2 separate regions of the Homo sapiens genome follow, and region 1 is linked to region 2. Evidence: read pairs that join two places in POLR2A ChIA-PET (ENCODE). Cell type or tissue: GM12878. All regions are shown on one strand. Each heading gives the region's core, and the rest is flanking DNA. Links, peaks and the distances in the headings are about the cores only.

Evidence for each region. Peaks named below come from ENCODE experiments on the same cell type or tissue, not always from the same donor. Only the 100,000 strongest peaks of a DNase experiment are listed, where the experiment ranks them.
Region 1: POLR2A ChIA-PET joins it to region 2 with 5 read pairs; 3 of 35 experiments call an interaction of 5 or more read pairs at or near these places.

Annotation. Positions count from the first base shown.
Region 1 is chr15:79,105,226-79,110,601 of GRCh38, reverse strand. No RefSeq gene overlaps it. Among named protein-coding and RNA genes, the nearest start is that of RASGRF1, 17 kb to the right of the region's middle. In GM12878, for the core only: no CTCF peak of the experiment used is centred there; a DNase peak (open chromatin) is centred at 3,251; H3K27me3 peaks cover 169 bases.
Region 2 is chr15:78,974,408-78,979,783 of GRCh38, reverse strand. The region is part of intron 24 of RASGRF1 (Ras protein specific guanine nucleotide releasing factor 1); the gene reads left to right. LOC100129540 (a long non-coding RNA gene) reads right to left here and starts at 895. Exons shown (of 2, transcript NR_148998.1): 1 at 461-895. RefSeq lists enhancers at 2,523-2,612, 2,683-2,792, 2,863-3,012. In GM12878, for the core only: no CTCF peak of the experiment used is centred there; DNase peaks (open chromatin) are centred at 1,043 and 2,353; H3K4me3 peaks cover 2,788 bases; H3K27ac peaks cover 3,340 bases.

The sequences.
Region 1 (5,376 bases), core at 223-5,222, 130 kb before region 2:
ACCAGCATTTGGTGTTGTGACTGTTTTTTATTTTAGCTCTTCTAGTAGGTGTGAAGTGATAGCTATCATGGTCTTAATTTGCATTTCCCTAACACCTCATGACTCTGAACATCTTTTCATGTGCACATTTGCCATCCATGTGTCCTCTTCAGTGAATTGTCTCCTCATGGTTTTTTGCTCATTTTCTAATTGTATTGTTTGTTGTTTTGTTGTTGAGTTTTGAGAGTTTTTTAATATATTCTACATATGAATCTTTTGTCAAATATTTGTGGTTTACAAATGTTTTCTCCCAGTCTGTAGCTTACTCTCTTTTTATCCTCTTGGCAAGGTCATTTTAAATCTTTTTGGTTACTTTATTTTATTTTCTTGTAAACTGACAATTTATAATTGTACATATTTATGGGGCACAAATTGATGTTATGATTTATGAATACACTAGAGAATAATTAAATCAAGCTAATTAACATATCCATCACCCAAAATGCTTATCATTTTTTATGGTTAGAACATTTGAAATTTACTGTCTTAGCAATTTTGAAATGTACAAAACTCTATTATTAACTATATGCACCATGCTATGCTATGCAATAGATTTTTTTTTTTTTAAAATCTTACTCCTCCCATCTAAGATGTTGTACTCTTTGACCAGCATCTCTCCACTCCCCACAACCCCTGGCCTCTGTAACTACCATTCCACTCTCTGCTTCTATGAGTTTAATTGCCTTAGGTTCCACATACAGATGAGAATGTGCAGTATTTGTCTTTCTATGCCTGGCTTATTTCACTTATCATGATGTTCTCCAGTTTCATCCATGTGGTTGCTAATGACAGAATTGTCTTCTTTTTTAAGGCTGAATAGTATTTCATTGTGTGTATATACCACATTTTCCTTATCCAGCCATCTGGTGGATTGACATGTAGGTTGATCCCGGAACTTGGCTATTGTAAATAGTGCTACAATGAACATGGGAGTGCAGACATTTCTGACTAACTGGGTTTAAATCTTTTGGGTAAATACCCAGAAATGGGATTGCTGGATCTCATTTCTAATTTTGATTAGGTCAAGTTTTTGATATTTTTCTTTAATAAATCATTTTTGTTGTCATATCAAATTACTCTCATCAAGTCCTATGTCCTGATGATTTTCTTCTATAATTTCTTCTAAAAGTTTTATAGTTTATGTGTTATATTTATATTTATGATCCATTCTGAGTTAAATTTTTTTTGTATACAGTGTAAGGCTTAAGTTGAGGTCCATAGTTTTGACTATAGATATCTGATTATTCCAGCACCTTTCTTGAAGAATTATCCTTCTTCCATTGAATTGCTTTTGCACCTTTGTCAAAAATCAGTTGGTCATAATTGTTTTGGTCTATTTCTGGATCTTTTCTTCAGTTCCATTGCTCTATGTGGCTACCCCTCTGCCAATACCACACAGTTATATAATATCTTGAAATCAGATAGACTGATTCTTCCCACTTTCTTCTACTTCTTGATTATTGTTTTAGTTATTTTAGGTCCTTCATATTTCTATATAAATTTTAGAATTATCCTGCCTATACTACAAAGAAAAAATGTTGCTTGAACTTTGATAGAGTTGTATTAAGTCTGCATATCAATTTGGGGAGAATTGGCATCTTAGCTATGTTGAGACTTCCAATCCATGAATATCATATATCTCCATTTATTTAGATTTTTTTATTTCTTTCATCAGCTTCTGCAGTTTTAAGCATACAAGTCCTATACATATTTTGTTAGAATTATACCTAAGAATTTATTTTTTAGCAATGGTAAATGGCATTGTATTTTTAGTTTTGGTTTCTGTGTGATTATTGCTATTATATAGAAATACAATTTATTTTCATGTGTTGCTTCTATATCTCAGAACCTTGCTGAACTCACTTATAGTTCTAGGACTTTTTTCTTTCTTGATTCCTTGGAATTTTCTATATAGACTATCATGTCATCTGAAAATAGGTAGTTTTATTTTTTCCTTTCTGATTTGTATGCTTTTTATTTCATTTTCTTCCCTTATTGAGCTATCCAGGACTTCCAGCACTATGTTGAATTATTTAAAGGAGAATTAACACTACCTGTACATAATCTCTCCCAGAAAATATTAATAAAGAACACTTCCCAATTCATTTTATGAAACCAATATTACCCTGATAGCAAAATCAGATAAACACACTTCAAAATGTGAAAACTACAGACCATATCCTACATGAATATAGATACAAAAATTCCTTAATAAAATCTTAGCAAATAGAATTCAGCAATATATGAAAGGGTCCAGGACCTTTCACACACACCAGAACCAAATGGAGTTTCTTCCAGCAATACAAGGTTGGTTCAATATTTAAAAGTCAATCAACCATATTAACAAGCTAAGAAAAAAATCATATCTTAATATCAACTGATGCAGAAAAAGCATTTGACAAAATTCAACACTTTATCACTTGATGATAAAACCTCTTGGAAAACCTCAAATCAAGACAACTTCCTCAGTTTGATAAAGAACATCTATTTTTAAAAACCTGAAGCTAACATACTTAAAGGTGAAAGCTTAAATGCTTTCTCCCTAAGATCAAGAATAAGGCAAGAACAAGTACTCTTGCCACTATTATTCAAACAACTATATATTTTTTATTTTTATTTTTCCTATTATATAATCCCTGCACTGGAAGATGGAAAAAAGTCAGATGGCAATGAGGAGAGTTAGAAGACAGAGTGGGTACCCAAGAAGGGCCCTGCACCACCACTCCTGGATTCAGCCCTATGGAAAGGGAACAGCAGAAACTCTCTCTCTATGTAGGGATCATACAGCAGAAAAGCCCTGTGCATCATCTCCCGGTTTCCCTCCCACCCAGCTTGGTGCTAGGGTGGTAGAGCAGAGCTGACTTCTTAAGCTGTCTCAGCAATGGCTCAAGTTAGCTTCAGAGTCTCCACTCCTCAGCGAACAGGGTGGGGGAACCAAACGTTCCTTGCCCCAAGGTGCTCCTGAAACAGCTGAGAGAGGGTGGTACCTAGAAAATTCTGCAAGTCAGGGGTGAGGAGGGCACAGCAGTGACCTTGTGTATTGTGTGTGACCAAGGTCCAAATAGAATAAAGAGCATCTCCGTAGATGCTCCAGTGGCCCCTGTCAGTAATCACACACACACACACACACACACACACACACACACACCAAAAGCTCGCCACTCCTGGGTGCTTGCTATTCTACAGTCTACCGCCACCCAGAATTTAGACAGAATACCAAAGAAAAGGGAAGTGAAACCCTGACTAAATGGAAAATGTGAACCGACTGGATTTACTGTCTGCCTCCCATCAGAATCAGGCACAAAATAGAAACGAAGCTCAATTATAGAAAAATACATGACTTGCACATGTAAGTTTATGGCCTGAGTGGCTGCTGCACTTATTTGAATGCAGATTTGCCATTATCACTTGGCAACCTGATGTAAAATGACCAATAAAAGAAAACCCAGAGAGCTCAATTTTGAAACATTGGAATCCTCTGACCCACTTAGGTGCCCCTGGGGGGTGGGTGGAAGGATGACAGAAGGGTAGACCCTGTGGCTAAAAGAAGGATCACAATGGTGGAAAGACTCTTACATTCCAACATAACAAAATATGTACAACTTGAGTCATAGGGTCCCATAATGCTTGGAAGAAGGTGTTGATCCCTAAAGGAAATGCAAAGCTCCCATCTGGCCACCCTTTCCTCACTCAGCACTCAGAAATGCTGGAATTCAGGCCCCTGAAAGAGAAAGTCCATGCTTTCACTGAAAAGGTCATGCACCAAAATTCTTACCAGGAAACCTCAACAGGATTGAAAGCAAAAGCCTCTCATCTCCTACACCGACCTGTGACTGATGGCATAACTAGCTAAAGATGAGGAGGTCCCCAGGTATCAGCTCACCTCTGTTAATAAAAGTTCCCTGGCAGATTCAAACTTCTTCCCTAACAGATAGCAGATAGCAACCAGTGACCCAGAAAAAATACAGAGATGGCCAAAGCTTAGACTTTGTTTGACACAACTCTGGGTTCCACACACAGGTTCCTACGCACCATGACCCCTCACATACCTCTGTCATCTCTGTCATCAAACAGCAGAACAAAGCACCACTTTGAAACCCTGAAATCCCTCCCCAGGGACCAACAGCATTTTTCCCCACGAGATGCCACACCCACCAGAGGTGGAGAAGGACTTCAGCAGGACAGCCATGAACATCTGGCACGGGAGCTCTGTGGACATCCTGAAGCTGCCATGTTTGGACATGACCTGCCACAGAGTGGCACGTGGGCCACTCCAATGGGACATTTTCCCCTTCCTGAGCCTCCATTTCTTTACCTGTCAAGTGGGGTTGTTGTCAGGGAGAGGGCCTTCCAAAGGAGTCTACAACCCCAATGCTTGGTGGCTCCAGTTTGAGCACACACAGCAAATTCAGAAGGCAAAGCCATTCAGTTCATTTCCCTTTTAGCTGTACTAGCCAGGGTTCTGTAGGATGCAAGTGATAGAAAACCAAACTGGCTTAGGCAGAAAAGGGGAATTCACTGACTAATTTAACTGAAAAGTAGATGCAGGCACAGCTGGATCCAGTTAAACAAAACCATCAAGAACCAGTCTCCTTCATTCATTATTGCTGCTTTTCTCATGCTGGCTTCAGTCTCACTGATACTGGCAAGACTGGCTGCCAACAGCTCTAGGCTCATATCATATGCTTTTCAGCATCCCCAGCAAAAAAGAAAATGCATATTCCCTGAGAGCTTCAGAATGCCCCTAGAATTTCATTTCTTTGGCTCTGATTGGCCTGGCTTGGGTCACATGATCATCCCTAAGCCATTCACCAAAGTCAGAGGGTGTCGTGATGATTGGTCAGGCGTGGAGCTGCAGGTAGAGTCACTTTTCATCTGGGCCATATGGCTGAAAAGTGGGAAAGAGGAGCCCCAGAGGAAACCAGGGTACTGTCACCAGAAGAGGGAATGAATGCTGAGCAGCCAAAAAAAAAAGTCCACTTCATTGGCTCTTGCTCTTCTATGAGATGAAGTCCCCAATCTAGAATTCTAGCATCTGATATTTTTGTGGCCCTCTGGGCAGCACTGTTTCTAGCCTGCCCTGGAGGTGCCCATCCAGGGTGTGAGGTCCAAGGCAGAGAAGATGGGGTGGTGAGTCCTGCTGTCCCTAGCTACAAAGAGGACGCAAGCGTCTGGTGATGCCTCCCCATCAGCTAGCTGGCAAGTACCCACCTGCCTCCCTGCCCACCACAGCAGCCCCAAGGCAAGGCCACAAGAGGTGATGATCCACAGAGTGAACACAAAGCAGCATCAGAGAGTCCAGAATCTCAGCACCCTTTCGAGCCCCTCTGCAAATCA
Region 2 (5,376 bases), core at 52-5,051:
CAAGGCCACATGGCCGTGGCCTAGCACCAGGACTGGCCCAGGCTGGCCTCCAGAGCTTGTCAAGGTTTGCCCTGGGCTCCAGACGAGCTCTCCCAGGGAAGCAGTGATTCAGCCCATCTGCACACACTGTGGCCACACACTCACATGAAGTGGGGGGTTTGCTTCTGTCACTCTCATTAGGTGCTTACTCAGGCTTCTGCACTAGTCTCAACCCTCCTTTCCTTGAGTGAGTGTTCCTTCCTCTCCTCGCCTGACTGGCTACTCGCCAGACCTTGGAGAGACCCTGGGAGATCCCTGGGGTCCCGGTTCCCTATATAGCTCAGGAAGCCTCTCCCCGCTTCCTGGTGTTCCCATGATCACGGCTGACGCAGGGAACACCAGAGTTTACTACCCCCAGACCCTGAGGATGGGGCCAGCCAAAACCTCCAGCCCTTGACAGTGGCTTTGACAGACTGCTCACCCCTCTGCCAGCCTCGTCTGCCTCCTCTTTGCGTTTTCTTCCTGCCGCATTTGGTCTGTCCTTTGCCAGCTCTGTGTGCCATCGCCTTGACCATCTCCACTTTGTTTGTGTCCTCAGACAGATGTTGCACCCATCTGTGCTGTCCAGCCGTCTCTCTTCTGCCTGGGCTCCCGAGAGCCCCTGTGGACTGTGCTTGTGGGGAGCTGCCCCCTCCGTGCATTCACCAACTTGTCCGTCCGTCCGCCCCCGGGGCACCACTCCATCCACCTCCTCACATGGCTGGCTTCCTCGTCTGCCGCCGCCACCACCGCTGCCTCCACTGCCTCTGGGGCCCCCCATTCTGTCTGAGTCCCCACCCTGACCGTCTTCCCTCTTTCAGGTGGCCTGTGGGCCCGTGTAAGTGTCTCTCCCACATTCCCCTGCTCCCTGCAGCACAGGGCAGAGGTGGCCTGCGGGCCTCTGGAAGCTAAGAGCTTTATGCAAACCAGGTTCTGGACTTGCAGAGACATAGGCAGGGCACACAGAGGAGGGAGGGACTGGGGAAACCTGGGGCAAATGCTTCCCGCACCCCCTCTCCTGAGGCTCTAAGGTTTTCACAAAGAGCGGTGTTGCATGAATACTGAGCGTCTGTTTCACTAGGCAGGGGACGGGGGCAAGAGTAGCGAGGTGGCAGTCCATGGGCATAGCCAATGACCTCCCCAGAGAAGGAGTCCTGCTATGGGCCTCACCATGTTGGTCTGCAGCCCATTCATACGTCCCAGGCATCTTTTTTTAGCTTTTCATTAAGATATCCAATTCGGGCTAGGCACAGTGGCTCATGCCTATAATCCCAGCACTTTAGGAGGCCGAGGTGGGCAGATCACTTGAGGTCAGGAGCTAGAAACCAACCTTGCCAACATGGCAAAACCCTGTCTCTACTGAAAATACAAAAATTAGCCAGGCGTGGTGGCACATGCCTATAATCCCAGCTACTTGGGAGGCTGAAGCACGAGAATCGCTTGAGCCCAGGAGGCAGAAGTTGCAGCGAGCTGAGATCGTGCCACTGCACTCCAGTCTAGGTGACAGAACAAGACTGTCTCAAAAAAAAAAAAAAAAAAAAAAAACAAAAGAAAAGAAAAAGAAAAAGAAGAAAAAATATCCAATTTCTGCCAGCATCCAGGCTGGAGAATGGCCTTATTGCATTTCCCAGCCGAGACTTCACCACCAAACACCCCACTAGCCACTCTCTTAAATGTCCCTTGCCCCACCTGCAACAGCCCTAACTATGTGTGCCCCTTCAGTCCCTGCCAGATGCCCTGAGAGTGGCCTCATCTCCCCTTCTCATTCCCCAAGCCTACATACTGGCAAAGTCCTATGCCTGTTCCCTCCTCCCAACCTCCCAGCAATCGGAACCTTCCCCCAGCTCCAGGCAACAAGAATTTGGTTGAAAACTGAATTTAGTAGCAAAATGTGGTCACCAGCATTTTTGGGGCCGATTCCAGTTTTGACTACCCTGTCTAATCTCAACCGAGCACACACTTGCATATCTGCACCTTTTGTGTTTAATTTGAATAGGAAGCCCTTGATTTAGAGGAACACGGGGGACAGGCTGTTATTGTAGGCTGCTGCAGTGAAAGCCTTTCCCCTTTGTTCCCCTGAATTAAGGATGGGAACAGCCATGGAGGAGCGTGTCAGCTAGCTGACTGCCAGGCCATCCCCTATACCCTTTAATCAGGGTGAGAATCAATTTATCTACATGGATGTCATGAGCCCAAAGGCTGAGCTCTAGAGTCTCAGGGGTTCCAGCAAAGCCAAGTATCTATCTCTATCTTTATTCTCTGCCTGTGACCACAGAGCAGCCTAGCAACCCAGTGGTAAAATGGGACTTTCCACCCCCACCCCATCGCAGTTTTGTTTTTCAAAGACTACTTACCTGATCACCCTGTACCTCGTGCCAGAACCTTGGACCCTGGCCCCAGGGGATTCAGCCCACACAGCCCAGCCTCAAGGGCCCTCATGCCCTCCCTGAATGCCCTTCCCCAGGCCTCAAGATGGGAGAGAGGAGATCCCCAACCACAGCCGGCAGAAACTTGTAAGAGAGAATAGCCCATCCCACAGCCAGGGCAGTACAGGGAAGAGAGAAGTTGGAGAGAAAGAGGAAGGGGAGGTGGACTCATTGCTTGTCTCGGGTTGGTTTCCTGGAGTTTGGTGTAGAGCATGGGCAGCTGCCTCTTGCCAGCAGCAGCTGGTCCCCCATAATCTCCCTTATTCCATTTAACATCATCAGGAGCGTCTTGGTGGAAAGAAACATCCAGTTTGGGGGCTCCAAACAACCACAGGCAAGGCCAGGTGTCACCAGCATGGGAGTGCGACAGCGAGGCCTTGCCCAGAAACCAGAAGCAGCTTTCAGGCTAGGGGTGGGACACTTTCCTCTCTGCTCCCTAAAATGCTAGCTGCAGGCCCGTGAGGGCTCTGCCAGAAGAGGAAGCCACCCCCGTATCAGCTCTGCTTGATAGGCCCTGCCAAGGGCAAGACTGGACCTCACCCGAGAGAGGCCAAAAGGCCAATATGGAAGGTTCAGGACTTGCCTGTTGTTGGGTGTCTTGCCTGCAGGAAGCCCCAACATGCTTCCCTTTTCATTCAGAGGCTCGGTGTGGCTCAGTCCCTATGCCGTGTGTCCCTGTGGGGCCCTCCAGCAGTCCTCTGTCCCAATCTGGCAACTCCATACATTTGCCCACATGGCTCTGGATTTCGGATGGGTGTGTGTGTGTGTGTGTGTGTGTGTTTGATTGAGTGTTCTCTTGTCCCCTCCTTCATGGCCCCTCACTATAGAGCAAGCTTGTCCAACCCGTGGCCTAAGGGCCGCATATGGCCCAGGATGGTTTTAAATGCAGCCCAACACAAATTGGTAAACTTTCTTAAAACATTAAGAGATTTTTTTGTGATTTTTTTCCAGCTTATTAGCTATCGTTAGTGTGTTAGTGTATTTTACGTGTGGCCCAAGACAATTCTTCTTCCAATGCGGCCAGGGAAGCGAAAAGATTGGCCACCCCTGCCATAGAGGTAGTAAATAGGGACAGAGGTTAGTACTGGGGCTGGGCGTGCTACTTGCAAGTGATTCGATTGCAAATCCACCACCTTCCCACAGCTGAACCATGACTCCCCATAAATACCAGGGGAAGTCGACCCTCAGTGATCAGAGGACCTCTGATCCTTTTCACTGATCTGGGTGGTCAGAAACCCCCAAAAGCCTTGAGAAACACTCTGAGTCCTTTGGTCATTTGCAGTCAGCTTGCAGTCACCAGGCCTCCCGTTCTCCCTTCCATCCTTAGAGCACTCCACGGCTACCTGGCTACTGTCACACATGCAGGGTGAAGGGGGAGAGCACCTCTCAGAACCCACCGGTCAGCACTGCCACAGCCTTACGACTCCAGAGTTACTTCTCAGATCTTTGGATTATTTCTCCATCAGACTCATAAGCCTGGGCTTCAGACTTGGAGTATGATAGAAAGGAAATGAAGAGCTGGCCGGGCACAGTGGCTCACACCTGTAATCTGAGCACTTTGGGAAGCTGAGGCGAGCAGATCACTTGAGCTTAGGAGTTCTAGACCAGCCTGGGCAACATGGCAAAAATACAAAATTTCTGTCCCTACCAAAAATACAAAAATTCGCTGGGTATGGTGGTGCATGCATGTAGTCCAGCTACTTAGGAGGCTGAGGCAGGAGGACCATTGGAGCCTGAGAAGTCAAGGCTGCAGTGAGCTGTGATTGTGCCACTGCACTCCAGTCTAGGTAACAGAGTGAGACCCTGCCTCAAAAAAAAAAAAAAGAAAAAGAAAGGAAGGAAATGAAGACCTGTGCATGTAATAATCATGGACTGGAAGGGATGGAAGGATGCAAAGCAGCCCCTCCAGTGGCTGGATGCTCCTTACTCTTTTCTTTTTTTTTTTAATCACAAAGCACAGTAAATATATATATTTGAAACTACAAGCCTGTATACAAATGCATATATGCATCACAGGAACAAAAATTCCACAAAACAATATATACCTTTATTTCATTTGATGAAGTCAGATATTTTCTTTTTCACTTGTTATTTTTATTTGTTTTCAATTAAATAGAGATGGGGTCTCACTATGTTGCTCAGGCTGGTCTTGAACCGTTGGACTCAAGTGATCCTCCCACCTCAACCTCTCAAATCCCACTGCCTGGGATTACAGGAGTGAGCCACCACTCGGCCCTTTTTCACTTTTTAAAAATTCTGGTCTACACCTTCTAAATTGATTTCAACACCCATGAAAGGGTCAGCCCTACATTTGGAAAAACACTTCTGTCTGCTGTGTCCCTAACGCCAGGCCTCTGCCTCCTTCACGACTTTGCCATACTGTGCCAACTGTATTTGTGTTTACCTAACAGCCTCTTTAAATTAATTCACTTTTTCCCAAAAAGAAATAAGAAGGAAATTTTGTATCATGGCAAATGGAAAACCAGCTTACTTGCTGTAAATACAAGAATGCCATTTAAAAATATATGGTAAAAACAAAATAATGTTTTTGAATTCTGGCCAAATACTGATGTTTGCCAACACTCTGATTCTGACACCTGTTGCTATTTGTCTAAAAAGAGAAAATGTGAAAGGAGGAGAATGGCAAGTATCAAAAGTGTCAAAGTCACACTATCACCAAATGAGGCGCTCTCCCTGAGCAGAAGGGAAAAAAGTAAAAATCCAATGTTTCTTACCACGTGAATTCATGTTATTTAATATCGTGCCTGTAAATCAGCTGTGAGACCACCTAAAACTGTCTTAGCTGCTATCATTGCTTTATACATGAGGAGCCTGAGGACCAGAGAGGGAAAGACCTGGCCTAGGGTCACACAGCAGGCAGGTGAGGGACAGGGGCCAGGTTTCTGCTCTTGCTCTATCATCCTCCCGGCCT